2 separate regions of the Homo sapiens genome follow, and region 2 is linked to region 1. Evidence: read pairs that join two places in POLR2A ChIA-PET (ENCODE). Cell type or tissue: HepG2. All regions are shown on one strand. Links, peaks and the distances in the headings refer to the core of each region. The heading gives the core; the rest is flanking DNA.

The links. ChIA-PET counts read pairs that join two places held together with the same protein. Peaks named below come from ENCODE experiments on the same cell type or tissue, not always from the same donor. Only the 100,000 strongest peaks of a DNase experiment are listed, where the experiment ranks them.
Region 2: POLR2A ChIA-PET joins it to region 1 with 6 read pairs; 3 of 35 experiments call an interaction of 5 or more read pairs at or near these places.

What each region holds. Positions count from the first base shown.
Region 1 is chr9:113,365,713-113,381,370 of GRCh38, forward strand. BSPRY (B-box and SPRY domain containing) reads left to right here. Exons shown (of 6, transcript NM_017688.3): 5 at 2,547-2,671; 6 at 3,904-5,510. The coding sequence ends at 4,430. HDHD3 (haloacid dehalogenase like hydrolase domain containing 3) reads right to left here and starts at 11,274. Exons shown (of 3, transcript NM_001304509.2): 1 at 11,017-11,274; 2 at 9,741-9,855; 3 at 7,710-8,817. The coding sequence starts at 8,642. The coding sequence ends at 7,887. RefSeq lists enhancers at 3,706-4,206, 4,207-4,707, 15,381-15,440 and a silencer at 11,126-11,645. In HepG2, for the core only: no CTCF peak of the experiment used is centred there; a DNase peak (open chromatin) is centred at 11,279; H3K4me3 peaks cover 2,189 bases.
Region 2 is chr9:113,626,776-113,642,433 of GRCh38, forward strand. It overlaps LOC105376222 (a long non-coding RNA gene), which reads left to right. Exons shown (of 4, transcript XR_007061739.1): 4 at 1-2,016. Among named protein-coding and RNA genes, the nearest start is that of RGS3, 170 kb to the left of the region's middle. RefSeq lists an enhancer at 4,900-5,463. In HepG2, for the core only: no CTCF peak of the experiment used is centred there; DNase peaks (open chromatin) are centred at 7,396, 7,966 and 9,546; H3K27me3 peaks cover 1,600 bases.

The DNA.
Region 1 (15,658 bases), core at 4,271-12,270:
ACTAGGAAGGGAGAAAGAGAAAGAGAGAGAGAGAGAGAGTGTGTGTGTGTGTGTGTAGCTGTTTGATGCATGAGTTTGTGTCACAGCTTCTTTTTTTTTTTTTTTTTTTTGAGATGGAGTCTTACTCTGTCACTTAGGCTGGAGTGCAGTGGCGCAATCTTGCCTCACTGCAACTTCCACCTCCTGGGTCCAAGCGATTCTCCTGCCTCAGCCTGCCAAGTAGCTGGGATTACAGGCATGTGTCACCACACCCAGCTAATTTTTGTAATTTTAGTGGAGACAAGGTTTCACCATATTAGCCAGGCTGGTCTCGAACTCTTGACCTCAAGTGATCCTTCCACCTCAGTCTCCCAAAGTGCTGGGATTACAGGCATAAGCCACCATGCCCAGCCTGTATCACAGATTCTAATTCCAATGTAACACCTCAAGGTTTTTCCTTTGCCCTCTCCCTTTCTACATTTGTACCTTTTGTTATTTTACAGTGAGGACTCCAGCCCCCAACAACATCAGTATTTGCTCAGTCCTACAATACATACAAAGTTGTCCGAGCATTGCTAAGCCCATACTACTATTGAAAGGCCTATCCATAGAGTTCCAGATTTGTCTGTAGTTCTTTATGCCCCCAGGCTGAGCGAATATACTCTCAAAGTAGTGTTCAAAAGTTGTGAAGCCCCATCTAGCCGGAAACTCACTTATCTGAGAAGTGCCTTGTTGGCTCTGGTGTTTCCACGCTTGTAGCTGGGCTCAACTCTGACTGGACACTGCAGCAGATCCTGCCGCACCATCTGGGCATTCTGATCCTGGCCAGGGCCTGCTGTGTTCAGGCCCTTTTTCATTTCCACCCCTTTGGGGCCATGAGTTTTGTCTTCGGTACCATAGGGCAGCTAGCCCGGGTGGTTCGCTGTAGACTTCACTATGTTCAGCCTCACATTTGCCCTGGGATGACAGCTTAGCACCGCTGACATCAGCTCCTCTTTCTTCCCCACCTGTTGGCGGGAGCTCCTGCGTTCTGAGAAGATGGCAATAGACCCTCTGTTGTCCTGACCACAAAGAGCCTTTGTTACTAGAGCTTGCTCCCAGCATTTCTAAGGTTCTGTTCACCTTATACCTCCCAAGACAGAACAGTGACAGTCTTGCAAAGAGCCATCAGGGCACATGCCCCACCCCTGTGCCCACTCCATTTATGCACAGAGCCATGAGATATGGGGAGAGAGTGTGTGTACTCGGAACCACTGCCTGATCTCAACGCCATCTTCAGGATTGGAGGCAGTAGGAAAGGTCTTTCTCAGCACCTAGGTCAAAAGGCTGCAAAGCTCCATGGTAAACCCCTACTTTGCCCTATATTCCTTTGAGATTTCACTTCAGGTCAAGGAAAAAATTATGTTGAATGCTGCCTGGGCTTCATCCCAGTTTTGTTCTATTTTTGCATGGAGGCATGACTTGAATCTAGCTCCCCTTTTTAGCTCTGAATCTGTTCTGTCCTGTTAAATCAGATAACCACTACCTCCCAGGTTATAGCAAAGTTGAGGTATGATTCTGTAGAGAAAACAGCAAACCCAGGCCCTCACTGCTGATACATGGCAGTTTTCAACTCCTAGGCATCATATTGTCCCAAAATACCTCTCCAGCAAAACCCAGCCCCCATTGTGAGCTGAGGGGAGAGTTATTGAGAGCACACAGTGCCATGATTCATTTGTGGCTGGGGTGATAACTGATGGCCCTTTCCTCTGTGGACCCCTCAGGTGTTTGCATTTTTAAAGTAGAGGAGTGGCTGTACCTTCTGACAAAACCCAGGGAAACATGACTGCCCCAACAGGTCTGAGAGGGAGGTGAGATATTTTCCAGGCAAGGGCAAGATGTTGGAGTAGAAAGACTATCGTGCAGGGGTTCCAGAGGCCCAGGAGGTCTTAGCCCCAGCTCTGCCATTAACTTACTGAGGGACTCTGGCAAGTTGCTTCCTCTGCAGAGCACACCACCTTCAATTTCTAATACTGGCACCAAGAACACATCTTCCTATAAACTGTCCACCAGCTTTGCTAAAATTAAGGCTTCTGGGGGGCACAGGGGAAATGGCCACCTTCCCTTTTGGCCCAAGCACCTGTGTGGGGCCTGGATGCCACTCTTTTTTTTTTTTTTGAGACAGGGTCTCACTCTGTCACCCAGGCTGGAGTGCAGTGGCATGATCTTGGCTCACTGCAGCCTCGAACTCCTGGGCTTAAGCAATCTTCCCACCTCAGCCTCCCAGGTAGCTGGGACTACAGGTGCATGCCACCACACCCAGCTAATTTTTAAATTTTTTGTAGAGATGGAGTCTTATTATGTTGCCCATGCTGGTCTCAAACTCCTGGGCTCAAGTGATCCTCTCCCACATCAGGCCTTCCAAAGTGCTAGGGTCACAGGGGTGAGCCACTGCACCTGGCCCTAGCTGCCAATCTTGGTATCGCCTGATAGGAGATTTTACTTCTGTTCTTCTCTTCACCCCATATTGATCCAGATATATTTCCAGAACCATCCTGAATCTCTGTCTCTGTTTTTCCCCATATAAGGACCGAAGAAGCAGAGGGCATTTTGGATCCCCAGGAGTCGGAAATGTTAAACTTTAATGAGAAGTGCACTCGGAGCCCACTACTGACCCAACTCTGGGCAACGGCGGTTCTTGGGTCTCTCTCAGGTTAGGAGCAGTAGAGCCCAGGACCATTAGGACAACTGGGCTTCTGTCTGTCTGTCTGGGGTTCACTCCTGGTTCACAATGGGGACCCGTGCTTCTGAGATGATAGCTTAAACAAGTCATGCTGGATGCAGGCTGGTCAGTAGGGTCAAGGTTCCAGACAGGCCTGGGGCAGCTGGGCCAAGTCCTTCCCATTTCCGGACTAACATGTTCTGTGGTTGGGTCAAAGATAAATCTCATTCCTATAAGTCATGTCTTCCTTATATCCTGACCTACTAGGGCAGCCCAGTATTATTTATTGGAAACCTGGGGTTTCTCTTTAAGAAGATAAAATTGATGGCCAACTGAAGAACATCTGGACCAAGAATCAAACTGCCTGATTTGCCTCACTTATTCACTTTACACACACTGACTCAGGCCAACTGTGGGCCCCACCCTGTGCCACATGCTGGGGCCACAGAGGTAAACTGACATGGTCTTCTGCCTCCAGGAATTCCCATTTAGCACAGAGGTTCTCCAGAGCAGGCCTCCTCCAAGTTAGATGGAAGCTTCCATTCTCCCAATGGTAGTCTTTCACAATTCGTGGAACAGTTAGGTTAATAGACTGATTTTTTTTTTTTTTCAGTTTTAATCCTCCCTCCTCGTATTATCCTTACAATTTTGGTAGAAGCTGTAGCTTCTCTACTCTAGATTCTGGTATCAAATGATGCCTGATTTACCAGCAGTTTAGATATTTGCTAGAAATTGCTTATCTCATGCTTCCTAGCTCCCAGAGGCTGTGTTTCTAGGACACGTCCAATCTGGAGGCCACAGATATGACCAAGTAGAAAGAGTATAATCAGTGCTACGTATAGGAACAAAATGTTTTGTCTTCATTTTGCCCCTCCCACCAAGTCAGTGTGTAAACTTGGGCAACTCCCTTTTTCTCTCTGGGCCTTATTTCTATCAGAGTTTACAGTTGAGGGTCTTGACTGATAGTAACTATTGTTATGAAGGCTACAGTTTATAGAGCACTTACATGCTGGGCACTTTACATGTATGATTCTGTTTAATTCTCGTGATCACCCAGTGAGAAGTCCTATTTTGACCCCCGTTTTGCAGACAAGGCTCAGAGAGAGTAAATGGCTTATATGAGGTCACCATGCTAGTGAGTGGTGAGGAACCTTTTGCTACCTGGCAGGACCAGGTTAGGGCAGGGGTGGGCCCTCGGCAACTCTGAGAATTCTTTCTGGCAGGCACAGAGGACATACGGATCGATGAGAGGACAGTCAGCCCCTTCCTGCAATTGTCAGATGATCGAAAGACCCTGACCTTCAGCACCAAGAAGTCAAAGGCCTGTGCAGATGGCCCGGAGCGCTTCGACCACTGGCCCAATGCCCTGGCTGCCACCTCCTTCCAGAATGGGCTCCATGCCTGGATGGTGAATGTCCAGAACAGTTGTGCCTATAAGGTGGGCGTGGCTTCAGGCCACCTGCCCCGCAAGGGTTCTGGCAGTGACTGCCGTCTGGGCCACAATGCCTTCTCCTGGGTCTTCTCTCGCTATGATCAGGAGTTTCGTTTCTCACACAATGGGCAGCACGAGCCCCTGGGGCTGCTGCGGGGCCCAGCCCAGCTGGGTGTAGTGCTGGACTTGCAGGTTCAGGAGCTGCTCTTCTATGAGCCAGCCTCCGGCACAGTGCTCTGTGCCCATCATGTGTCCTTCCCGGGGCCCCTCTTCCCAGTCTTTGCTGTGGCCGATCAGACCATTTCTATCGTCCGCTGACCTCTGGCCACAGGAAGCCAGGTCCACCGCCCACCACCCTTTCAGGCCATGTTTCTACTCAGTGTGCTTTTCCCAAATGATGTGTGTGGTGTTTCTAAGAGAAACAGGGCCCATAACCAGTGGGCAGCTTTAGGAGGGATGGGGATCTGTTTCAGATCTAGGCATAACCTGTAAATCACAGGTGTCCAAACTTTTGGCTTCCCTGGGCCACATTTGAAGAAGAATTTTCTTGGGCCACATAAAATACACTAACGATAGCTGATGAGCTAAAAAAAAAAAAAAAGTCTGTGTATAATTTTTGTGATATCTGCCACCACAGATAAGCAAAAAAGTCCTTGCATTCAAAGGGTTGGAGATTGCTGCTTTGAGTGCTGGGTACCTGTGGGGAACCTACTACTCCCTGGGCCTTAGTCTCCCAAATCCACCATGCATCTGCCCCTCTGAGGGTGTCTTCACTTTGTCTCTGGCATCTAGCATGGTGCCTGGTGCATAGTGAGCATGCAATAAATATTTGGCAGGTGAGTGGATGGATAGATGGATAGGTGAATGTAGGTGGACAGGTGACTGGGTGGATGTTGTGGTCTCTGGAGAAGCACTGCCATTCAGCCTCCTGCTCCAGCTGTTCACATGCAGAAATGCTCTCTTCACAGGCAGAGAAGCCTGTGGCTAAAGTTTCCACATCCCATTAACTCAGTGCTTTTGTCTTTTTCATGACATGGCACATAGAGAAAATATTTTTTTCTAGCACACAAGAGCAACCTGAAAGGCTGCTCCTGGCCAGAGGACTCTGTCCCGGGGGACCGTGTCCTCCCCCATGTCCTGCCTAGGCCCTCAGAGGACCAGGGGATCATGTCTCCAGGTAACCCGACTGTAGCCCCTGCTGGCTGAGCTCCAGCCTGTGCCCACTGATAATAGCAGGGACGGCCTTTTCTCTTAGAGCAGCTGATAAGTTTCCCTACCTGATGGCCCCCTCTGACATAAACTGCACACCTGGGGTGATGGCTTAAAGCCAGAAAGAGCTGAGGGAGTTAAGAGGGCCAACCTTAGGGCACGTGGGCATTATTAAAGGTCTTAAAAGCATTGAAGATTTATTCCATGTTCTTTGTTGATAATTGGGTGTATACTGTACGCTGGCCTGTCTTCATACCCTTATTGCATTCTCGGAAATAAGTGGGTCGCAGCTCAGTGTAGCGGAAAGAGCCTGGAGACATTACCAAGACCCAAGGCAAGTCCCTTTATGTTTGTCTCCATGAGGAGTTCACCCTAGAACAGTGGTCTTCAAACTTTTGTCCAGGAACTCTCTTCAAAAGTAATCTTACCTACAACTTTAGGCTCCTGCGTCCAAAGAAGATGAAAGGCAGAGCCCTCCCCACTTTCTTTGGGAGCTGCAGAGCAGTTTGAAAACCACTGTTTATTAATTTTTTTTTTGAGACAGAGTCTCAAAGGGATGCTGAGGCAGGTGGATCACCTGAGGTCAGGAGTTTGAGACCAGCCTGGCCAATGTGGTGAAACCCCATCTCTACTAAAAATACAAAAAATTAGCTGGGCATAATGGTGCACACCTGTGATCTCAGCCACTCGGGATACTGAGGCAGGAGAATTGCTTGAACCTGGGAGGCGGAGGTTGCAGTGAGCCGAGATCGCAACACTGCACTCTAGCCTGGGCAACAGAGCGAGACTCCATCTCAAAAAAAAAAAAAACAACGAAATTACTGTTGCCTGGCCTTGGTGCCAGTCCCAAGGAAAACAGACCAAAAGGGGTTTGGTCAAGTCCCAAAGAGATCTTCCCTGCCTTTGCCTGGGCACAGCCCCTGCTCAAAAATCTGGGTCAAAGCCAAGGCTTTTCTTGGCACCTGAAGGCCCCCATGCCATTTTCTCCCAATCCACCAACCCAGCTCCTCACAGCAGCCTTCATTCCACAGTTCATCGGCCTGCTGCAGCAATGTCCTCCTCATCCCCCTGCTCATCTAAAGCCACCCCCAATGCCACTACTGAATTCAGCATCCATTCTAGAGCCCTCCCTAGCTGCTGGCACCAGAACACACTGCCAGCCTGTGTTTTTAATGTGTGGTATCCTCTGGCACTGGGCAAGGAACACAGATGTCCAGCAAATACCAAGTAGAACGGTGTGGGAAGGTGGGGAGGCAGGAGAACTTTTTGTTGTTTTGTTTTTAGAGACAGGGTTTCACTCTGTTGCCCAGGCTGAAGTGCAGTGGCACGTAGCTTACTGTAACAGAACTTGTGGGCTCAAGCGATCCTCCTGCCTCAGTCTTCCGAGTGGCTGGGATTAAATGTGTGTGCCAGCACACCAGGCTAGTTTTTACATTTTTTGAAGAGATGGGGTTTCACCATGTTGCCCAGGCTAGTCTCGAACTCTGGGCTCAAGTGATCCTCCTGCCTCAGCCTCCTAAAGTGAAAAAAGGAATTGAAAAACCCAACCTACTTCAACCTCCAGTTCTTCCCCCCTCCCTCCAAACCTATTCCCTACACTGCAGTCCTTGTTCCCCATACTTTCCTACCTCCACACTGGTCTCTGCGACTGGGGTGCCCTTTGAGATTGATATTCTTTAGGACACCTCCCCTATTCTCCCAGAATCTCCACTGTACCACGTTTCACATGACAAGCATCCTCATCTACTTACAACCTAGTGGTCAAGCCAATGGGCTTTGGATTCAGATGTGCCTAAATGGAATCCTGGTGTCTTTGCATGCTAGCTGTGACCTCGGGCAGGCTGCTTAACCTCTGAATTTCAGTTTCCTCATTTGTAAAGTTGTGGAGGGGGTCAAACCACCTAGGCCCAACGAGGTAGCTTTGAGGGTTATATGTGCATGGAGGTAACTCAGCACCTTACCTAACACGGGGCAGGCATATGTCAACAGGATTTCTTCTCATGACTGTCATGGGGTTCCTTGTTTAAATTCTCCCCTTCATACTATGTGGTGCTAATGGACAGTGTCCCTACAGAATGGCTTAGCATCCTGCTTTTCAAACTAAGCACTGACCCCAGGCTTCCAGAGGGTATTTTCAGAAGCTGAAAGAGAGACCTTAGCACCTCTGCTTCAACTCCAGCAGTTTTTCAGGGTCTGTTTTTAGTTTTGCATAATGGGGTTTCAGATCGCCCATAACTAAAGGACTCTGCTGCTAAAACCAAGTTTGAAAGTGCCTGGTTTTGAAGCTAGTGGGGCCCTCTGTGAATCCTTTGGATGTGAAGTCGACTCCTAGTGGAAAAGGGACACAGGTGTGAATGAGAATGAGGGAGGGCAGAGGCTAGGAGCTGGTTAGTGGGGGAAGGGTGAGAGCTCAGCACTCACTGCTTTATTATCACAGTAGGTGACAAAGGCCGCAGGGAGAGGGGGAAAGGTCCAGAGCTGTGGAGAAAGAAGGGGCTCCCTGTCTCCAGGGTTTGTTTAAGGTTTTCTCCATGGCCTAGGGCCCAGCCACTTCCCTCACTGGCCTCAAAGCCCTGGAGTTGAGCCCTCTAGGCAGTCAAGGGCAGGCAGGAGATGGGCCAGAGAGGGGAGGATGTGTTCTTTAGGTACAGAATCCCTGACCACGGGGTCCAGTGCCTGTGGGCCAACCACCAGGAAGCTGTGCATGCCCACAGCCCGAGGCCCCTGGTAATCGCAGAGGTAATTATCCCCAACATGGGCTGCCACTACTGGTTCCATATGAGCAAGCCGCAAGGCCTCCTGGAAAATGCGGGGGTCCGGCTTGGGCCAGCCAGCAGCCTCGGAGGTCAGCACAAAGTCGAAGTGTTCACGCAGGCCAAGGCCCCCCAGGATGCCCTCTAGCCGTCGGTCAAAGTTGGAGATCACTGCCAGTCTCAGACCCCGTGTGCGGCACTCCCTCAGGGTGTCCTCAGCCCCATCCAACACCTGCCAGGTGCAGGGGTGGCTGAAGTCTTTATAAAGCTGTTCAGCGATGGGGGCTACAGCCTGAGCATCCTGGACACCCGCCAGGTGGAAGGTCTGCAGGACCACATCCAGCCACCACTGGCGGGAGGTTAGGCCGTGGCTCAGGCCGTAGTTGGGGAAGCTGTGGCTCTGAGCCCTGTATGCCTGCCTGAAGCCTTGTTCCAGGGCTGAGGGCTCCACCTCCAGCCCATGGGCCCGGGCCTTGGTGGCATAGGCCTCCCCTAAGGGGTGGCGGAGCCTGAGCAGCGTGTCCTTCACATCCCACGTCAGCAGTCGTATCTGCAGCCGGTGTGCCATGGAGGAGGCCAAGTCCACCCCAGTTCTGCCTCAGGTCCCACGGTGGGTCCCAGGGGAAGCTGAGCTGGATAAGACCACCTCTGCGCAACCTAACAATCACCTCTTTCCAGGCCTTGTGGGTCAGATTTGCTGGCTAACATGAAGCACTTGGGAAATGTCTTCACAGCACAAGATCCTAGAATGAAAAATAGCAGGTAAGGTGGAAGCTCAGGCCCTGACATCAGACAGACTGGGTTCAAATTCTGGTGCTGCCAATGGTGTGACCCTAGGAAAGTCACTCTGAATCCACAACAAATTTCTGAGCACCTTTTTGAGCTAGCTGCTAGCATATGGGATAGATTTCCAGCCCTTAGGGCATTTACAGGCACTGAAGAACAGGGATACGGATATTAGGCAAAGAACTATACAAACACTTAAATATAATGAAGTCAATAGATACCGTAAGGATCTAAATCCAGGGACCGCATCTAGTCTGTGTAGTTAGGGAATGTCATAAGCAAGTGAAGTTTCTTTTTATTTATTTTTTTTAATTTTTTTGTGAGACAGGGTCTCTCTCTGTCTCCCAGGCTGGAGTGCATGGCTCATTGCAGCCTCGATCTCCCAGGCTCAGTCAATCCTCCTGCTTTAGCCTCCCTAGTAGCTGGGGCTACAGGCACGTGCCACCATGCCCGGCTAATTTTTGAACTTTTTGTAGAGATGTGGGGTGGTGGGGCGGGGTGGGTCTCACTATGTTGCCCAGGCTGCTCTCCAACCCCTGGACTCAAGTGATCCCCCAGCCTTGGCCACCCAAAGTACTGGGATTACAGGCATGAGCCATCACTCCCAGCCCTGCAAGTCAAGTTTCAATGGAGATCAGAAGAATGAATGTGCAAGAAGCAGAGGTAGGTGAGTGCTCCCGTCAGTGGAAATAGCAAGTGCAAAGGCCCTGAGGCAGGGCAAGTAGACAGAGGCCAGCTGTCTGGCACACAGGACACAATTATTATGATTGCTATTATCATTATTAGGGATGTCAAAGACAGAAGGGGCCTTGCAGAGCATATGAACGATATCTTGGCTGCTGGGCAGAGTAGACTGAGCCAGAAAGGGGCAGGTACTTACCCAAGGTCACAGTGAGTCAGTGGCACAGCCAGGACCAGAACCCAAACTTCCAGACTCTCTGGCCAGTTCTTCCACTGTACCATGAGATATATTTGGATTTTAAAAATTGGTGAACCTGTACAGCACAGGAGAAAAGACAGGACACAGCAGGCTGTCTGTCTCTAGCCCTCTCTGAACCCCAACTTTTCCATCTTTACTGGAGGTAATAACACTGGCCTAGGAGGAGAGCTGATGAGAGAACTGACTCAAGGCACAAGAAACAAGTGACTCAGCCTGCTATCCAGAGGCTGGTGCAGCTTCTTTCCCCAGACAGAGCTGATCCCAGACAAGGCCGTCCCCTTGAAACCTGAGGGGCCAGAGTTCAAAGTACGGCTAAGTTGATACTTAGGGAAGGGCGTCACTGGTAAATCTGGGGGAGCCTTGGAGGAAGTTTGTCCAGGAAATGAATTAAGGAGACTCATCCAAAGATCCTCTCATTTTGCAGGTGGGTAGACAGAGACCCAGTGAGGGGCAGTAATTTACCCCCAAATCACACAGGGAGTCACATTGGCACAGCTAAGACTAGAGCAGAGGGCTCTGGCTCCTGACCCACGGCTTTTTTTTTTTTTTTTTTTTTTTTTTGAGGCGGAGTTTCGTTCTTGTTGCCCAGGCTGAAGTGCAATGGCGCGATCTCGGCTCACTGCAACCTCCGCCTCCCAGGTTCAAGCGATTCTCCTGCCTCAGCCTCCCAAGTAGCTGGGATTACAGGCATGCGCCACCATCCCCGGCTCCTTTTTTTTTTGTATTTTTAGTAGAGACGGGGTTTCTCCATGTTGGCCAGGCTGGTCTCGAACTCCCGACCTCAGCCTCCCAAAGTGTTAGGATTACAGGCGTGAGCCACTATACCCGGCCGGCTTTTTTTCTTTTTTTTTTTTTTTGAGACAGAGTCTCACTCTGTCACCCAGGTGTACAGTGGTGCGATCTCGGCTCACTGCAACTTCCGCCTCCCGGATTCAAGCGATTCTCCTTCCTTAGCCTCCAGAGTAGCTGGGACTACAGGCGCGCGCCACCACACCTGGCTAATTTTTGTATTTTTAGTGGAGACGGGGTTTCAACTATGTTAGCCAGGCTGGTCTCGAACTCCCGAACTCGTGATCCTCCCCCGCCCCACCCCGCCCCCCGGCCTCCCAAAGTGCTGGGATTACGGTAAAGGCGTGAGCCACCGCGCCCGGCAGGGCTTTTTCGATTTCTAAAACCGCGGGTTTGGGGCTCTGCGCTGCAGGCACGAACTGCTCACCTTTTCTCCCCACCTCCAGGGCTCGGGAAAGGCGAAGTCCAGGAGCCCGGACCTGACGCAGAATGTCTATAGCTGCCGTCGGCAGCGTGAGCTGGGGCGGCGGTCCTAGGGGCCTTGGCCGCGGCCGACCCCTTGGGTCCCCTTCTCAGCTGTAGGGCGTCCACGGCTCCGGGCCGGTTCCTGGGCCCAGGACCCACCTGACTCACAAGGAAGCAGATTGAAAACGCAGCCGCAAGGCCCGCGAGCTCGGGCGGAGGTGCGCAAGCGCCGGGCGGTGGGGCGGGGATCGCGCGGGCCGCCCCTCCCTACCATCCCGACCCGCCTCTGTCCCCGCCCCGTCCCCGCCCTTATCCCCCTCACCTTCGCCCTCTCCCGCCCCATCTCCCGTCGCCCTCGCCGTCCCCTCTCCCTCCTTCGTCTCACTGTGCACCTCTCTGCGCCCCTGTCACCCGCCTTCACTGCGCGCCTCCGTTACCCTGCACCATCTACGCCCCTTATTCCCTCCCCGCACCCTCTGAGGTTCCCCAGCCCGCACCCTTCCGCTCCGCAGCCCCCGTTACCAGCACCTTCTCCGCCCTGTCTGCGCACCCCCTGCCCGCCACACCGCCGCTCCTCACCGCTGTCTCCGCTCCCCATCCCCAACCCCGGCTCCTGGCCTCCTTTGGATCGGGAAACCCCCGAGAAGTACCCAGGTTGAGTGGGAGGAGGGGAGTTGGGACCCAGCCTGGCTTGCTTAGTGTTGTGTGAACCTGGGCAAGGCCCAGCCCCTCTCTGGTCTCAGGGTCCCCAGTTGGTATTGGAGGGAATTGCTTTCAGTTGGAAACTTGTTAAATCCAAGATAACTTGGTGAGGGTAGAGTCCGCTGCAGTAACCTGCTTTTTTATTCTTTCTCTTTTTTTTTTTTTGAGACGGAGTCTCCCTCTGTCGCTCAGGCTGGAGTGCAGTGGCGCGATAGCCCACTGCAACCCCCGCCTCCCAGTTTCTTGCGATTCTCCTGCCTCAGACTCCCCAGTAGCTGGGATTACAGGTGTGTGCCACCACACCCAACTAATTTTTGTATTTTTAGTAGAGACAGGGTTTCGCCGTGTTGGCCTGGCTAGTCTTGAACTCCTGACCTCAGGTGATCCGCCCACCTCAGCCTCCCAAAGTGCTGGGATTACAGGCATGAGCCACCGCACCTGGCCTCTTTTTGTTTTTAAGAACCCTGTGGTACCATCCTGGCTAACACGGTGAAACCCTGTCTCTGCTAAAAATACAAAAAATTAGCCGGGCATGGTGGCAGGTGCCTGTAGTCCCAGCTACTCGGGAGGCTGAGGCAGGAGAATGGCATGAACCCGGGAGGCGGAGCTTACAGTGAGCCAAGATTCTGCCACTGCACAATATTTGCCTGGGCAAAGAGCGAGACTGTGTCCCCAAAAAAAAAAAAAAAAAAAAAGATCCCTGTGGTAAGAGCCTGGAATCCTAACCACTAGACCACCAGGGAGCTTTTTTATTCTTTTGAAGAATAAAAAAAGAGTTTTATCTTTGTTTGCAAAAGTAATGTATGTTGGCTGGGCGCGGTGGCTCACGCCTGTAATGCCAGCACTTTGGGAGGCTGAGGTGGGTGGATCACCTGAGGTCAGGAGTTCAAGACTAGCCTGGCCAACACGGTGAAACCCCGTCTCTACTAAAAATACAAAATTAGGCGAGGTGGTTCATGCCTGTATTCCCAGCTACTTGGGAGGCTGAGGAAGGAGAATCGCTTGAACCGGGGAGGTGGAGGTTGCAGTGAGCCAAGATCAGGCTACTGTATTCCAGCCTGGGTAACAAGAGCAAAACTCCATCTCAAAAAAATAAAAAAATAAAAAAATAATAAATAAATAAGGTATGCATGTAATGCATGTTAGTCTCAAAAAACTAAAAAATACAAACATATGAGAGTTGGCCATGCAGAGGGGAAGGATCTGAGTGATGGTTAAGGGACCCCCTGATGCAAAGGCCTCCAGGCAAGAAAGTTTTTTTTCCGAACCAAAGAGACACTGAGGAACTATAGGAATGTTGCTAGCCAGGGGGTTTGGGCCAAAGAGGCTGGGGAGGTACCGGAGGGGAAGCTTTGAGATACTTCTGTGCCTGTGCTCTGTTCCTCTTTAGTCTCATCACCTTGCACTATGACCTTAGGCAAGACAGGTCATAAGACAGCCCCCACCACCCAGGCCCCTTTGAGAGGGTCTTGCCGCATACCCTGGAGGAAGGAACACTGCACAGAGAGGCCAAGAAGAATCTACACAGATGGGTCTTGGTGGGTTTCTCTATTCAGTCTATTAGCGTTTTGTGCAATCCTGTTTCTACATGTGAAGGGGTGGCCTGCCCCTCCACACCTGTGGGTATTTCTCATCAGGTGGGACGAGAGACTGAGAAAAGAAATAAGACACCGAGACAAAGTATGGAGAAAGAACAGTGGGCCCAGGAGACCGGCGCTCAGCATACGGAGGACCTGCTCTGGCACTGGTCTCTGAGTTCCCTCAGTATTTATTGATTACTATTTTCACTATCTCAGCAAGAAGAATGCGATAGGAGAGCGGGCTGATAGTGAGGAGAAGGTCAGCAAGAAAACATGTGAGCAAAGGAATCTGAGTCACAAATAAGTTCAAGGGAAGGTACTATGCCTGGATGTGCACACAGGCCAGATTTATGCTTCTCTCCACCCAAACATCTCAGTGGAGAAAAGAATAACAAAGCAGCATTGCTGCCAACATGTCTCGCCTCCCGCCACGGCGCGGTTTTTCTCCTGTCTCAGAATTGAACAAATGTATAATCGGGTTTTATACCGAGACGTTCAGTTTCAGGGGCAGGCAGGAGACAGAGGCCTTCCTCTTATCTCAACTTCAAGAGGCCTTCCTCTTTTACTAATCCTCCTCAGCACAGACCCCTCGCGGGTGTCGGGCTGGGGGACGGTCAGGTCTTTCCCATCCCACGAGGCCATATCTCAGGCTGTCACATGGGGAGAAACCTTGGACAATACCAGGCTTTCCAGGGCAGAGGTCCCTGCGGCTTTCCGCAGTGTATTGTGCCCCTGGTTTATCGAGAATGGAGAATGGCGATGACTTTTACCAAGCATACTGCCTGTAAACATTTTGTTAACAAGGCACATCCTGCACAGCCCTAGATCCCTTAAACCTTGATTCCATACAACACATGTTTCTGTGAGCTCAAGGTTGGGGCAAAGTTACAGATTAACAGCATCTCAGGGCAAAGCAATTGTTCAGGGTACAGGTCAAAATGGAGTTTCTTATGTCTCCCTTTTCTACATGGACACAATAACAGTCTGATCTCTCTTTTCCCTACATACACGGCCATGTACACTTCGTTGAACCTAAGCATAAAAATGGACAGTTTCCTCTGTATCTGTGGCTCTTCATTCTGAAGGCTCCCATGTCACAAAAAAACTATGATCAAATAAATGTATATGCTTTTTCTCCTATTAAAAAAAATACAGACATATTCAGGGTTAGGCATAGTGGCTCATGCCTGAAATCCTAGCACTTTGGAAGGCTAAGGTGGAAGGATCCCTTGAGCTCAGGGGTATGAGACCAGCCTAGGAAACAAAGTGAGACCCCATCTTGTTAAAAAATAATAACAGGCTGGGTGTGGTGGCTCACGTCTGTAATTGCAGCACTTTAGGAGGCCGAGACCAGTGGATTACTTGAGGTCAGGAGTTTGAGACCAGCCTGACCAACATGGTGAAACCCCATCTCTACTAAAAATACAAAAATTAGTGGGGCATGGTGGCAGGTGCCTGTAATCCCAGCTACTCGGGAGGCTGAGGCACAAGAATTGTTTGAACCTGGGAGGCAGAGGTTGTAGTGAGCTGACATCACAGCATTGCACTCCAGCCTGGGTGACAGAGCAAGACTCTGTCTCAAAAAATAATAATAATAATGCAAAATACAAACGTGTACAAAATAAAAAGCCAGCCCCCCACCAACACCCAACCTCATTCATTGACCACCTAACATCTGTGGGCTCTGTGTCCCCTGTCCTTCTCTGAGGATTCAGTGGGAAACAAGGTGGTTCCTGCCTGCATGGGGCATGGGAGGGGCAGACAACCATTGAGTAGATAAATAAACAAAGTGATTTCAGAGAGAGAAGTGGAAGCGGTAAAAACAATCATTTTATGAACAGTGACAGGGTATCTCTTTGGATGAGGTGGTCAAGGAAGGAACAAAGATCTGAATGGTGAGAAGGAGGTTGTCAGGTTAAGATCAAGGAAAGTACTCCAGGTGAGGAACCGGAAAGAAGGGTGTGGGGCCTCAGCCTGCTTACTGAACAAGGGCAGTAGCCTTGGGGCAGGGAGAGAAGGGCTTCCCCACCCCATCTCACTCCCCAGGGATTGCTGAGGTGACAGTTTTGGTTATGCTATGACACAGTTTTCTAGCAGCACACAAACATGTATCTAATTTTCTTTCTTTCCTCTCTTTCTTTCTTTCTCTTCCTCCTTCCCTCCTTTCTTTCTTTTTTTTTCATTCTTTCTCTCTGTCTCCCTCCCTCTTTTCTCTCTCTCCTTTCTTTCTCTCCCTCCCTCCCTCTTCTCTCTCTCTCTTTCTCTCTCTCTCTCCTTCCTTCCTTTCTCCCTCCCTCCTCCCTTCCCTTCCCTTTCTTTCTT
Region 2 (15,658 bases), core at 3,607-11,606, 260 kb after region 1:
ATCTCTGAGCTGCACCCACTGGACCCCTATGCCAACCCCAGCACCCCTGTTCTCCATGGCGGCCCCGCCCTGAGGATTTCCTATGCCTTTCTACAGAGCTTTCTCCTTCTCCTAGATCCCTTTTCTGCAAAACGAGGCTGGGGAGTTCTGAGCCAAGCCCAGGCCCACGTGCCTGGAACCAGAGACAGCGTAAGGAGCAGACACTGCCAGGTCACTTGCAGCAGACTCCAGGAGGAAATGAGGGAAACAGAACCTCAGCCGTAGCCTAGCCAGGGCTCTCAGAGCCTAGAAAGCTCTTAGGAGAAGTGGAGAGTTGTTCAGATCCAGGCTAATTTGTCATCTCCAGCCCTTCTCTGGTGATCAGCTTGCCTCTTCCTCTACCTGCCCCTATAGGTAGAGGAAGCTTGCCCTTCCTCTCCTGCATCTTCTCCTCCCCTTTCTGTCACATGCCTTCTGCTTCTTGAGGCCTCTGCCTCATTGTAGTTTCTCTTGCTGTCCAGTTCCGGTGAGCTCATGGCTTCTGTAGCCCAGTTTCTCTTTGCTTCCCTTTGTGAATCTTTCCTGCTTCGACTCTCACTCCCAACTTCTTAACTTACACTCAATGCTCCCAGAGGGAGGACTTGATTGGTTTGGAAGTCCCCCACCAGGACAGGCCAAGGATTAAGTGAGTTCTTATATGAGGTCTCTGATTCCCTAACTCCAGCTAGGTGTTCAATTATTCAGTTCAATTCTGACACCAACTCCAGGAGTTAGTGCAGACCCCAAGGTTTAGGGCTCAGCCCCACAGGGCTGTCCCCCTTTAGCCACCAGTCACACACAAGTCCAGGGACCATCTGTACATCTGACTGCCTGGCTCTGAATTTCAGGGTTCCCATAACCTCCCCTTCTAGTTAGATCATTCACTAGAACAATTCACAAAACTCAGCAAGTGCTTTACTTACTATTACCAGTGGATTATAAAGGATACTACTCAAGAACAGACTCATGGAAGAGATGCAGGGAACAAAACATGGGGGATTTGCACAAAGCTTCCACGCCCTCCCAGCGAGTCCCTGTGTTCACCAGCCCTGAAGCTCCCAAACCCTGTTGTTTAGGGGTTTTTCTTGCAGTTTCATTATGATGGATTAAATCATTGGCCATTGGCGATTGAATTCAATCTCCAGCCCATCTTACCCCCATGGAGGCTGTAGGGGGTGTGGGGGTAACCAGCCCTCATCATGAAGCTCTCTAGGGCTCCTCCATAAGTCATCTCATTAGCATATGAAAGGCAATACGTTCAGGGGTTTTAGGAGCTCTGTGCCAGGAATTAGAGACCAAGACCAAATATTTATATTTTATACCACACCAGGCCACTTCTCAGCCCACTGGCCAACTTCAAGATTGACTGCTGTTAGGTCACAATACCCACTTGGCCAGGGGTAGAGATCACTCAGTATCATGTGTGGTGTAAGCTGTTGAGATTAGGCATAGACAGTGGCAGGTGACTGACGGGCTGGACAACTGACAGATGCTCACCTTGGCCAGTGTAGGCACAGATAGGGCAGGACCCCATTTGTTTAAGTGTTCCATCCTCAGAAATCCCCTCTCCCCCACTTCTTCCTTCTCTTCATTCCTTCTTTGCTATTTTTAAATGGCACATTGGAAATAAAACAATTGTCAATGTATTCAGCCCTCCCGCAGCGGGCTGCCAATCAGCACAGTCCAGCCTACCTCCGCTTCCATTCCCTCCACCTTAGCCCTCACCTCCCTCTTTGCTCTTGCCCCCGTCTCCGGGCACTCAGGTCTCTGTTAGTTTCTCAACAGCTTTGCATATGCTGTTCCCTCTATTTGGAATGCTCTTCCCCATCTCCCACCCCTGGCTGGCTTTTCCTGGCCACCCACTCTGAATGATGCGCTCCTCTTACATATGTGCCCTGTGTGTTTCTTTACTGATACTTGTCAGCCTGCTGATCGACTTATTTGCACAAACATTTAATAAATCACTGGACCGTCTGCTGTAGGCGGGCAGAGATCAGATCTGTTTTGTCTTGCTCAGTACTGTGCAATAACACCTAGAACAGGCCTGGCTTGGTAGATAGCTATTGAATAAGTGAGTGAATGGATGAATGTCATTGAATCAGAGATGATTATGATTCACAAAGGCTTATATGTATGAGTGAATTTGAAAAAATAGAAACAACTTGAATATTCAATAATAGCCAATTAAAAATATAGTAACCTACAATGGAATTTGCATGGCAATTAAAATCATAATTTAAAAGCATATCCATGACCAACAGCATTAGTCGTTAGGCAAATGCAAATCAAAACCATGATGAATTGCCACTTTACACTCACTAGGATGGCTGTAACTTTTAAAAAAGGGAAAATAACTGTTTTTGGTGAGGATGTGGAGAAATTGGAAGTGGATGTGGAATCTGGCAGTTCCTCAAAAAACTAAACATAGATTTACCATAGGGGCCGGGCACGGTGGCTCATGTTTGTAATCCCAGCACTTTGGGAGTTATGAGGCAGGTGGATCACCTGAGGTCAGGAGTTCAAGACCAGCCTGACCAAGATGGTGAAACCCCATCTCTACTAAAAATACAAAAATTAGCCAGGTGTGTTGGCACGTGCCCATAATCCCAGCTACTCAGGAGGCTGAGGCAGGAGAATTGCTTGAACCCGGGAGGCAGAGGTTGCAATGAGCCAAGATAGCGCCACTGCACTCCAGCCTGTGCAACAGAGCCGGACTCCGTCTCAAAAAGAGAAAAAAATAAAAAATATTGACCACAGGACTCAGAAATTTCACTCCGAGGTATAGATCCAAGAGAAGTGGAAATATATTCACGCAAAAACCTGTAAATGAATGCTCACAGCACATGATTAATAATTTTCAAAGAGTAGAAAAAACTCAAATGTTGATCAACTGCTAAAGGGATACACAAAATGTGATCTGTCTAAACAGTGGAGTATTATTTAGCCATAAAAAAGAATGAAGTACTGATTTATGCTACAACTTGAAATGTTTAACCTTGAAAGTATTATGCCAAATGAAAGAAGCCAGTTACAAATAGTCAAATGTTGTAGAATTCCAATTATATAACCTATCCAGGTGCCAAATGCAGACAGATAGAAAGCAGATTCGTTGCCAGGAAATGAGGGGAAGGGGAGTTGGGGATTGGCTAGTATTAGGTCAGTGCAGAAGTAATTGCGGTTTTGGCCACTTAAAATAAAAAACGTCAAAAACTGCAATTACTTTTGCACCGACCTGTTAATAGGTATAAGATTTCTTTTGGGGATGATAGAAATGTTCTAGAATTAGGTAGTGGTGATAGTTGTACAACATAGTATACTAAAAGCCACTGAATTGTACAATTTATTTATTTATTTATTGTGACAGAATCTCACTCTGTTGCCCAGACTGGAGTGCAGTGGCACCATCTTGGTTCACTGCAACCTCTGCCTCCTGGATTCAAGTGATTCTTTCTGCCTCAGTCTCCTGAGTAGCTGGGATTACAGGCGCCCACCATCATGCCTAGCTAATGGCTAATTTTTATATTTTTAGTACAGACGAGGTTTCACCATGTTGGCCAGGCTGGTCTCGAACTCCTGACCTCAGGTGATCCACCCGCTGTGGCCTCCCAAAGTGCTGGAATTACAGGCGTGAGCCACCGTGCCAGGCCTGAATTGTACACTTTAAAGTAGTGAGTTTTACGTTATGTGAATTGTATCTCAAAAAATAAATTAAAAGTATGTGCAATGAGAGAAGACGGTGTTCATGGTTTATTAAAGGGAAACCACAAGGTTACATAACTTAGCTGCAATATCTACCATACTCTATACATACGAGAATTCCTAAAAAGTAACAGTATTAGAATATGTGTGTGTGTGTGTGTGTGTGTGTGTGCGTAGCAGATACAGATGCAACCACAAACTGAGACACGTAAGAAATGTCATGTTTGTCTCAATTTTAAAATGACCTGAGAAAGAACTCTTCTGTGCACTCGCTTTAACCCTCTTTCTTCCTTACTACTCAAACCTTCGCTAGGTTGAAACTGCAGCCTGGAGAATGGGATTGGAGGTGAGAAGAAACTGACATTCTGTCTATTTCTAGACCAGAAAATTCTGCACTGGTCTAGAAATAGACATGATTGCCTTGGACTGTGTTTGCAATTTAAAGGAATTGTCATTACTAAGACAGCAAAAAAGTCGCCCCCCCCAACCCTTCCTGGAGTTGTCCCACTGACTACATTTTAAAGAGATAATGGAACACAAAAATAAAGTTGTGCTTTTGATTACATTACCAGTCTGGCTTGTTCAACCTGCTGGTTCCAATAGCATTATTTCTGCACCTGTTGCTAGCTAGGCATTGGGCTACTATAACAAAGGTTTGCCTCGTTTAGCCTCAAAAACATCCTAAAGGCAGGCCATACCCTCCAGATGATCCAGAAGGAGAAACTGAAGCCCAGGGTGGTTACATTGCATGTTCTTGGTCACACAGCTAGTAGGTGGCAAGTTTGCCTTTTTGAGCCTCTATCTCCTCATCTGTGAAATGGGGATGCTATGGTTACCTTGCAGGGTCACTATAAGGATTCACAGAGGTGAATGGGGGTGCTCTGCGCACTGTAGGGGGTGCAGTCAAGGATCACATCTTCCTCTTTGAGCCTGCCTCCCCGTCTCCTGGCACTGTGTCTCTGGATGAGACTGGAGCTGTGTTTGGCCTCGTATGTCCTCACATCTGGAAGGCATAGACTTGCTGGCACACTTGGCTTTTGGGTTCTGGAAATCCCCTCTCCTGTCCCCTGACCTTCATCTCTGGGCAGCTGACAGCAGCTGACTCCCCACAGCCAGGCTGGAGGGGTCTCAGGCTCCGGGAAGGATTTCTGCCTCCCCAGAGAGGGCTGGCTGGCTCAGCCTTCTCGGGCAGCACTCCGCGTTAACCTCACTTCACGACCATGTTTCTGGTTTACTGGGAACCAGGCAGAATCTGCCGAGTCCTCAAAATATGAGAGGCTGAGGTTTTCTCTGCTGGTGTCTGTCTGGCATCCTGCTGGTCCTTATGAAGGGGTCCAGGGAATTGGGTTTGCAAAAATCTGGAGTGGGGTGCAATACAGGGCCCTTGTCTTCTGGCTCCCAGCCTAGTGGCAGGGCAGCCTCAGCCTGCATATTGGGAGAGAGGCTCTCCCCCAGTCTGCTGGTCCTGTGTTCCAACCTCACTTGCTATGTGATCTCAGGCAGAGACCTTTGCCTCTCTGGGTCTCATGAGCCCGTGTGTACAAAGACATGATTAGTTCTCCATGCACTGTGTGTGTGTGTGTTCATGGGCTATGCATGAGTGTGCCTGTGTGACAGATGGGGAAATTTGGAAATGGGGAGGCATTTTTGGTTGTCACAAGGATGAAGGCAGGGTGCTGTTGGCATTAGTGCCGAGAAGCCAGGGATTCTAAGTGTCCTGCAGTGCACGGGATAGTCTCACGTCGTGAAGGCCATTTGTGTCTCATTGAGAAATTCTGGGCAGGATCATTTCCCAGGTCTGTGGTTTTTGATATTTTAAGATTGTTATCGGAAAGGAGCTCATTGCTACTTAATCTGAGGAAGAATTTTTCTATGCTAATATAACTATCATCACTTGAGTCAACAGGCACAGAGCCAAGGAATGAAGAAGTCCCTCAAAGACTGTCCCATAACAGGGTGGGTCTGGCTAACTGGAAGGCCCCTTGATAGGTGTGACTGTGGGAAGGTTTGGGATTAAGGGTTGGAGGGATTGGAATTCCTAGTCTTAACAGACGGAGAGAGCAAGACTGAATGGGTGCAGGGGGAGGAGGCGTGGGAGGAGAGGAGAGAGGAGAAGGCATGGGTGGAACACTGGGCCCCTGGAAGGTGGGGGCCCTAGGAGGCAAAGTGGGCAGAGGAAGGTTCTTGGAGGTGCGGAGTTGGGCAGAAAAAGATACTGAAAACCAGGGATGTCAAATGTTCAGTGCGAAGCGTGTACCGCAGTGTAAACATGCCTCCACATTCCATCATCAGTTAGGTCTACAGCCACCCACATGTTTCTTGGGAATATGGGTTTTTCCTGGTAATTGAGGAAGGGGCTGAATGGTTTATCTTAGGAGACATACTGAGGAGCTGAGATGGTGATGAAAGGGCCGCTGAGATGGTGATGAAAGGGCCACTCAGATGAGCCACAGCTGGTCTGACTCAGAGGCGGCAGTCGCGAGGAGCAGAGAGACCACGAGAAGGCAAGAGCCCTCATGACAAAAATCTCGGGGAGGGCTTTCAACTTCCATGGGCCTGGAGTGAGTTACAGTGGTTAAACAAGCAGGTTCCCAGTTCAGGGTACCTGGGCCCAAATCTCAGCCCTGCCCTTTCTACCCATGTGACCTTGGCGAGTCACACACACTTCTCTAAGTGAGTCGGCTTCCTCATCTGTGAAATGGGGGTAACATTAGTGCTTCCTTAGATTTCGTTGAGAAGATGAAATAGCAGGATCCTGAAAGGGCACTGAGCCCAGCCCCTGACTTGCTTCTCAGTTGATATTAGTTGATATTGATCATAGACAATGGTCCCTATGCTCCATTGTCTCTGGGGGCAGGGAGGTGGCAGCTGACATTTGGGTTTCAAGTATGCTTTCTCATCTAATGCTCACACCAAGTCCACAAGGCAAATATTTGACTCCTCATCGTACAGATAAAGAATCAGAAGCTGGCCGGGCACGGTGGCTTACTCCTGTAATCCCAGCACTTTGGGAGGTCGAGGTGGGCGGATCATGAGGTCAGGAGATCGAGACCATCTGGGCTAACACACTAAAAGCCTGTCTCTACTGAAAATACAAAAAAATTAGCTGGGCGTGGTGGCGGGTGCCTGTAGTCCCAGCTACTCGGGAGACTGAGGCAGGAGAATGGCGTGAACCCGGGAGGCGGAGCTTGCAGTGAGCAGAGATTGTGCCACTGCACTCCAGCCTGGGTGACAGAGGGAGATTCTGTCTCAAAAAAAAAAAAAAAAAAAAAAAAAAAGAATCAGAAGCTCAGAGAGGGGAAGTGGCTTGCCTGAGGTCACACAGCTATGAAGCACTGGAGCCAGGGTTTGAACTCAGGTCTCTCTGACTGCACAGTCCTGCTTCTGCTCCTCCAGGCAGCCTCCTGAGTCATCTACAGTGGAGTAAGATGCCTTGAGAGGTAATGAGCTGTCTGTCACTAGGCTGATTGGAAGAGGACTCTGCTCTGGGCAGGAGCACAGATGGTCCCTGGCTCTAGGACTCAGCTCTCTGATGCAGCAGTTTTGGGCTTTGGGAAGGATTGTGGGGATTACTGATGAGCTTCCAGGACTGGGTCATGGAGTTTGAACACCAGGCATTGCTAAGAACCTGGCAGATTCACAAGGGCCCCTTGTTGCGCTTAACGCACGTGGAGCGGTGTGTGTGTGTGTGCACGTGCGCATGCGTATGTGTGTGTAGATGTGCTGAGTTGACACTGCTTTCTTTCCTTCACCATCCCATGAGGAACAGTCTGCACTTGAGGTCACAAATGTTGACACAGGACATGGGCATGAAATTCCAGGAGGAGAGTGACAGTAGGGCTGGAGGCTTGGAGACCACTAGATACCTGACATTCTTTATGCAAGAAAGCCTGACCCTCTATTCTCTGAGACTGGCTGGAGGGGACCCTGACTCAGGGGACAGGGGGACCGAGGGCTCCACAGGTGGGCCCAGTTGCCTGGGAGCAGCAGACAGTGAGTCAGGAACCTGCTGTGCCACCAACACACTGGGTGACCTTCTCGCTCCCCATCTATCCAAGAAGGGGCCTTGGCTAGGTTCCTTCCTGTGCGGTGGGGAGGGTCGTGGAGGTCTGATTCGATTTCCTTGGAATTCCCCAAGCTGGGAAAGCTCAGAGCATTTCCCTAAAAGGCCTGGTGGATGACGGACTGGCTCAAAGAAGCATGGCTACATCAAAGAGAGGAAAGCAATGTGGGGCAGGAATTTCCTGTAGGAAAGGTACGAGGGAGATTCCTGGGTTGTGGGGTGTAGGTGCTTTCTTCCTGCTTAGGACACAGGATTCCCAGAGGAGAAAGAACAGCTGGTCCCATACCTCTGACCGAATGTGAGAAAATGGGCTCAAATTACAAGAGGGATTACAGTTAGACACTTAGTTCAACCAGATAAAGTAGTCACTTGGATCCTTTTACACTGAGAGGGGTTTGGCCTGAAGTTGTAAACAGGTTTAACAAAGCTTAGAGAAGTCTACACATTCTGAACAGAGGGAGAAGTAAGGAAAAGGGGAGGTTTCAGATCAACAAGGGAGCTCTAGGCGTTGGCCATCTTGCTGGTACTGCACTGGGCATCTTGGCAGGGGCACATGGTTCCGTTTCCCCAGAAATTTGTAGTACATTGCTGGAAGAATCTGAAAACTAGAGAGTAAAAATCCAAAACAAAAGGAAAAAAAAAGTCAAAGTTCAAATCCAGGACATTAAACTTGAGCACACACTGAGGGCCAAATCCTTTGCCTGCATGAGATCACGGAGTGTGTGGTGAAAAGTCAATATCATTAGAGGGGCTGTGGGCTCAGAGAGGTTGCATCTCTTGCCCAGGTTCACACAGCCGTTAGCAGCAGATCTAGCTTTCTCTGCTGTGCCACAGACACCCGTGCCAGGTGCCCAGGCTGGGGGCCTTTCTTATTCCTTCTCTGTGTCAGGAGCTGTGCTACATGGTGGTGGTCGGAGGCTGTGGATCAGGAACAACAGGACAGAACCCATTTCTCATAGTTATACAGTTTCTATGGCCAGTTTAGAAAAGGAATTCCTGTCATTGGGAGCTCAAAGTCCCAGACCCATTCCAGGGACATAAAGGCAGAGGATGCAGTCTCCCGTGGAAACACGAGTTTGAATCCCACGCCTGAAAAAAAAAGAAAGAAACATAAATAAGTAAATAGAGGCAGTGGGAGTGCCAGACAGAGCTGCAGGGGCTCAAGAAAGGTGGGCTTAGGGAGGGCACTAGGTGTGAAGCCTCCTTGTGAGAAGGTGGGCAGGCCAGGTGAGAAGAGACGTCCCCAACTCCAGGATCAGCTATAGAGGGGTGGTTCACTGCGGACAGAGATCTTTGAGGAGCCCCAGTCACATGCTGAACACTGCCCTTGCAGGCAGGATTGCAGGCTGATTAGAGACACTGGCAATCAGGCAGATCTGGATGCCAATCTGGTTCTAGCTTAGTGTGACTTTGGGCAAATTACTTGCCCTCTCTGAGCACCAGTTTCCCCAACTGTTAAACAAGAATAATAATACTTTCCTTGCAGGGATATTATATAGAAAGCATTTGGCCCAGTGCTTGGCACATCAGGAGCACCCCCTAAATGGCGGCTGTTATTACTCAGTTTATGATTGGGAGAGTCCCTTCTCCACTTGCTCCCTGGCCTCAGTTTCCTCAGATAACAGGATGGCCTCTGAGCAGCTCTGAGAGGCTGACTCCACTGGACTCCAGGCAGGGGCTAACCAGGGCCTGGTCCCCACGGAGATCGAATTTCCAGTTCCTCACTGGAGCCAAGTAAACACAGGGGAGACAGCACGGCTCCCTCAGCCGCCCACTAACAACCAGATTCCGAAGCCACCGCAGCTGCGGCTGTCCACTCTGATTGCGTCTGGCTCCAGCATCCCCAGCCCTGCTGCTGTCACCCTCATGGGACCCTGGGGTTTGGGTTAGGGGTGTGGCAGAGATGGTGCAAGCCAGCCTCATGGTGGTGGTGACGGGTAGGGCAACATTGTCCGCTGCTTCCAGAAGCAAATGGCTTGTCTCTTGGAGTCATCCTTTTCAGCTGCCACCTCCTTCTGTTGGTGACTTCACTGGACCACTAAAGCTGCTGACAGAGGAGACAGAGCCCAGGATGCTAAGGAAGCTCTCTGCCCCAGTTGCACTCCATTCCTCTGAGGTCAAGACCAGTGGTCTCAGTTTTATAACCTCTACATTCTTCTATTCTCTAGCTTTTCACGTTCCAGGAGAAACAGTATTTACTGAGCACGACTATGTAGGAGACATAGGTGAGCAAGACACAGAATTCCAAGTCCCTAAGGATTTCATAATTTGTCTGGTGAACTCCTATCCACCCTTCAAAACCCAGTTCAAATATCCTCTCCCACCTCTCCATGCTGCTTATCTCATGCTACTCCCTCACTGGTTCTCTGCACTTGGCCATGTGACCTTTCGGCAGCTGTGGGTTGACGGGACGCAGCAAAGCTCCTGCCCTCCTGAAGACCTTTACTGGGTGCTGCACCCTCTGCCCCCTCCCACTCACCATTCTGAGCAACCCATGCCTACCCCTCAAATCTCAGCTCAGACGGCATCTCCAGCATATACAGAGTGAGGGCCCATGGACTTTACAGGCAAGGCCACTGATATGATTTGGGTCTGTGTCCCCACCCAAATCTCATGTTGAATTATAATCCCCAATGTTGGAGGTGGGGCCTGGTGGGAGATGATTGGCTCATGAAGGCAGAATTCCCCCTTGGTGCTGTTCTCGTGATAGTGAGTTCTCCTGAGATATGGTCATTGAAAAGTGTGAGGCACCTCCCCACTCCCTCTTCCTTCTGCCCTGGCCGTGTGAGGTCCTGGCTCCTCCTTTGCCTTCCGCCATGATTGTAAGTTTCCTGAGGCCTCCCCAGAAGCAGACGCTGCTATGCTTCCTACACAGCCTGTGGAACTGTGAGCCAATTAAACCTCTTTTCTTTATAAATTACCCAAGCTCAGGTATTTCTTTATAGCAGTGTAAGAACAGATCCATACGGCCATTATTTCGGTCTGCAATTTAAGCATTTACAGCATGTTTATTTGATTCCTGCCTGTCTCCCTTCCTGGAATGTAAATTCCATGGGGACAGGGAGCCTGTATTTGGTTACCTTTGTCATCCCAGGGTCTAGCATGTGGAGGACTCTCAGTATGCAGGAAGGAACTCCCTCTTCCATGAAGTCTTCCTTGATTGCCTCGGGCACATTTAGTTTTCCTCTCAAGTGCGCATCTCCCAGCATTTTCTTTTATGTTATATTTTATGATATTTTTATTTTGAAATATTTCATATAGAGAGAAAAGGGTATAAACATATGTGTATAGTTTAACAAATAATTTTAAAGCAAACACCCACCTAACTAACACCCAGGTCAAGATATAGAACATTATCAGCAACTAGAACCCCCAGTGCACCTTTCTGTCTCTACTAGAGTTAGTTGATTTTTGATAATTTTTTTTGCTTTATTTTATAGGTTTGCATCTACATAGGCATTCCTAAACCACAGAGTTTAATTTTACCCATTAAAAATTCTTTTTATTTACTTATTTATTTTTATTAAATTTTTTAGAGATGGGATCTTGGTATGTTGGCCAGGCTGGTGGACTCAGACTCTCAGGTTCAAGTGATCCTCCCCTATCATCCTCTCAAGTAGCTGGGACTACAACACATGCCACCATACCCAGCTAATTTTTCTTATTCTTTGTAGAGATGGGGTCACCCTGTGTTGCCCAGGTTGGTCTCAAACTCGTGGGCTCAAGCGATCCTCCCGCCTTGTCCTCCCAAAGTGTTGGGATTAGAGGTGTGAGCCACTGCACCCAATGATGCCTTTTCACTTTCTTAATTGCACTTTCTGGTGATCAGGCATATAAACATTTAATGTAATAAACGTATCAAATTTTTCCTTTATGCTTCATGGTTTTTAAGAAATCCTTTCCTACCTCAAGTTCATAATATCTTTTAAAAGCTTTATGGTAACTTTTTATATTTAGATCTGCAGTGGGTTTTTTTTTTGTGGCGTGTAGTAGGGGTCAAGGTTCATTTTTTCCCTGCCATATGGATATCCGATAGACTCAGCATCATTTGTTGAAGCACTATCCTTTTCCCACCACATCACAATTGTCATAAATCATGTGTCCATCTATGCCTGGGTCTGCTTCTGGATTCTGTCTCATTGGACGGTGTGTTCATTCTTGCACCAACATCACAGCTTACCGTAGCTTTAATTTACGATACCCTGTGCTATGCTAAGTCTAAACAGCTGGTAGGGCAAGTCTTCTATGTTGTTATTCTTCTTCAAGAGCGTCTTGGCCCTTTGAGTTTCCATATACATTTTAGATTGTATCTTTCAAGTTCTAGCGACACACACACACACACACACACACACACACACGCACATGCACACGCAGCCCTCTCTTCATCCCTGAACTCTCTGCCTTCATCCTTTGCAGCATTTAGCCTTGGATCATGGATGTTTATGTGTCTGCCTCCATCCATACTCAGCATCATTTGTTGAAACACTATCCTTTCCCCACCACATCACAGTTGTCATAAATCAACTCTGATTGCATCTGGCTCCAGCATCCCCAGCCCTGCTGGGGTATGTGTGGGTCTGCTTCTGGATTCTGTCTCATTGGATGGTGTGTTCATTCTTGCACCAACATCGCAACTTACCATAGCTTTGCCACAGTAAGCACACCCAGGGCTGGGACAATGGCATCACGTCATTTCTGCACCCCAAGGCCTTCCTTCCTTGCTGAGTGGTGTGGAGGACACGCTCTACAATCATCTAAGAGGTTTCAAAGAGTGAGAGCGAGAGAATGAGAATAGGAGAGAATCTGAACATGGTCAATGCTGTGGATGGTTCCGTCCTCCACTCCACCCAGGGAATGTATGGCCTGGAGTGAGTGCGAGATTGGAGACCAGAGTCTATCATTCTTCCATTCTTCCTGGAGGTGTTAGTTCCGAGGTGCCATCTTTCCAGACTGAGTGTGGATCTAGTGTTTAAAAACACGTGTGCTGCTGGGCACCGCGGCTCACACCTGTAATCCCAGCACTTTGAGAGGCTGAAGCAGGAGGATTGTTTGAGCTCGGGAGTTTGAGATCAGCCAGGGCAAAATGGCAAAACCTGTCTCTATCAAAATACCAAAGATTAGCTGGGCATGGTGGCATATGCCTGTAGTCCCAGCTACTTGGGGGGCTGAGGCAGGAGGGTTGCTTGAGCCTGGGTGGTCGAGGTTGCAGTGAGCTGAGACTGTACCACTGCACTCCAGCCTGGGCGACATAGTGAGACCCTGTCTCAGAAAAAAAGAGAAAAAAGGCCGGGCACGGTGGCTTATGCCTGTAATCCCAGCACTTTGGGAGGCAGAGGCGGGCGGATCACGAGGTCAAGAGATTGAGACCATCCTGGCCAACATACAAAAATTAGATGGGCATGATGGCGCGAGCCTGTGGTTCTAGCTACTCAGGAGGCTGAGGCAGGATAATCGCTTGAACCTGGGAGGCAGAGGTTGCAGTGAGCTGAGACTGTGCCACTGCACTCCAGCTTGGCAACAGAGCAAGACTCCGTCTCAAAAAAAAAAAAAAAAAGAGAAAAAAACCCACAAATGTGGGTGCGTGCACTTGTGTGCGTGACAAGGCCCCAGTAAGCCAACCATCTTGCATTCAACCAAAGAAACTGCAGTCAGATCCGTGCTGGGGAAAGGCTGGCTGTGATGGACATAGTGAGAGATGTTATAGAATGTTGGGCTTCAACATGGCGAAATTCCATAAAGAATTTTCAGGGATAATTTTAATGGTGCCCAGTGTTCTCCTTTTATGCTGATTTTATTTATTCAAGACAGAGTCTCACTCTGTCGCTCAGGCTGGAGTGCAGTGGCTTGATCTCAGCTCACTGCAACCTCCGCCTCCCAAGTTTAAGTGATTTTTGTGTCTCAGCCTCCTGAGTAGCTGGGATTACAGGAGTGCACCACCATGCATGGTTAATTTTTGTATTTTTAGCAGAGATGGGTTTTTGCTATGTTAGCCAGGCTGGTCTTGAACTTCTGCCCTCAAGTGATCTGCCCGCCTTGGTCTCCCAAAGTGCTGGGGTTACAGGTGTGAGCCACCATGCCCGGCCCTAGTGCTGACCTTAGAACCAACTTCCGTACAGGACAGGACTCTACTTATTAACCTTCTATGATACCAACCTCCACAGCAGCGACTCTGCTGCAAGTTTCTTGAAAGCAGGACTATATTTATCTTTCCCATGACGTGTTTTTCCCAGGAACTTGACACATTGTAGGTCCTTAGTAAATGCTATAGGATTAAACTTAATTCTACAGTCTTGCTTGCCTTCCACAAACGTTTTGTTTACTTTTTAAAAGGGAATCTTAATGAGATACAGTTTTACAGGCAATAAAATGTATCCATTTGAATGCATGTTTTAATGTGTTTTGACAAATCTATAGGTCTATGTAACCACCACCATGATCAAAATATAGAAAATTGTCATCTCCTCTAAAAATTCTCTCATAACTCACCCTGTCAATACCTCCCACCCCTGGCCTGGGTCCACATGGATCAGCTTTCTGTTACAATAGACTAGATTTGCCTTTTATAGTGTTTCATGTGAGTGGCATCATACAGCCGATGATATTTTGTTTCTGGCTTCTTTTAGCCAGTACAATGTTTTTGAGATTCATTCATGTGTATATCAGTAGCTCATTTCTTTGACTGTGCAGTACATTGTATGGCTATATCACAGTTTGCTTATACAGTCACTGTTTCATTGACATTGGATTATTTCCAGTTTGAGAGTACTGTATTATGAATAAAGCTACTATGAGCATTTGTGGACAAGTTTTTATGTGGACAAGTCTTTATGTGGGCGCATGTTTTTATTGCTCTAGGGCAGGGGTGTCCAACCTTTTGGCTTCCCTGGGCCACACTGGAAGAAGAAGAATTGTCTTGGGCCACACATGAAATACACTAATACTAACGATAGCTGATGAGCTTAAAAAAAATTCTATGCATAATTTTCATTATATCCACTACCACAGATAAGCAAAAAAGTCCTTGCATTCAAAGAGTTGGACATGGCTGCTCTACGGTAAATGCTTAGGAGTGGAATTGCTGGATTATGTGGTAAATGAATGCTTAACTTTCAAAGCAACTATTCACCGGTTCTCAAAGTATCATTTTACATACTTACCGGCAACATATGAGAATTCCAGTTGCCCTACATCCTGTCTGCACTTGATACTGTCATTCATTTTAATTATAGCCATTCTGGTGTGTGTGTGTCCTGCCATCTCACTGTCATTTTTTTTTGGTATTTGTCTAATGACTGTAATGACAAATGACGTTAAGCATCTTATGTGCTTATTGTCTATTTGTATACTTTTCTGGTAAAGTATCTGTTCAAATATGTTAAAAATGGGATTTTCTTATTATTACTGAGTTGAGGGAGTTATTTATATATTCTGGACACAAGTCCTTTCTCAGAATCTTGTATTGTTGGTAGCTTGCCTTTTCATTTTCTTAACATCTTCAAAGAGCAGCACTTCAGATTTTGATGAAGTTCAACTTATATAATTTTTTCCTTTTATGGTTAGTGAATTTTGTGTCAGATCTAAAGACATCTTTGCCTAATCCAAGGTCAAAAAGATTTTCTCCTATGTTTTCTTCTAGAAATTTAATAATTTTGTTTTTTTATGTCTAGTTCTATGATCGATTCACATTAATTTTTGTGTATAATAGGAGGTGAAGGTCAGGTTCATTTTGTTTCCATATTGATATCTAGTTGTTCTAGCACCATTGATTGAAAAGTCCATCTTTCCCTCCATTGAATTACCTTGGCATTTTTGTCAAAGTCAATTGACTGTGTATGCTTGGGTCTATTTTAGGTCTCTCTAATCTGTTCCATTAATCTT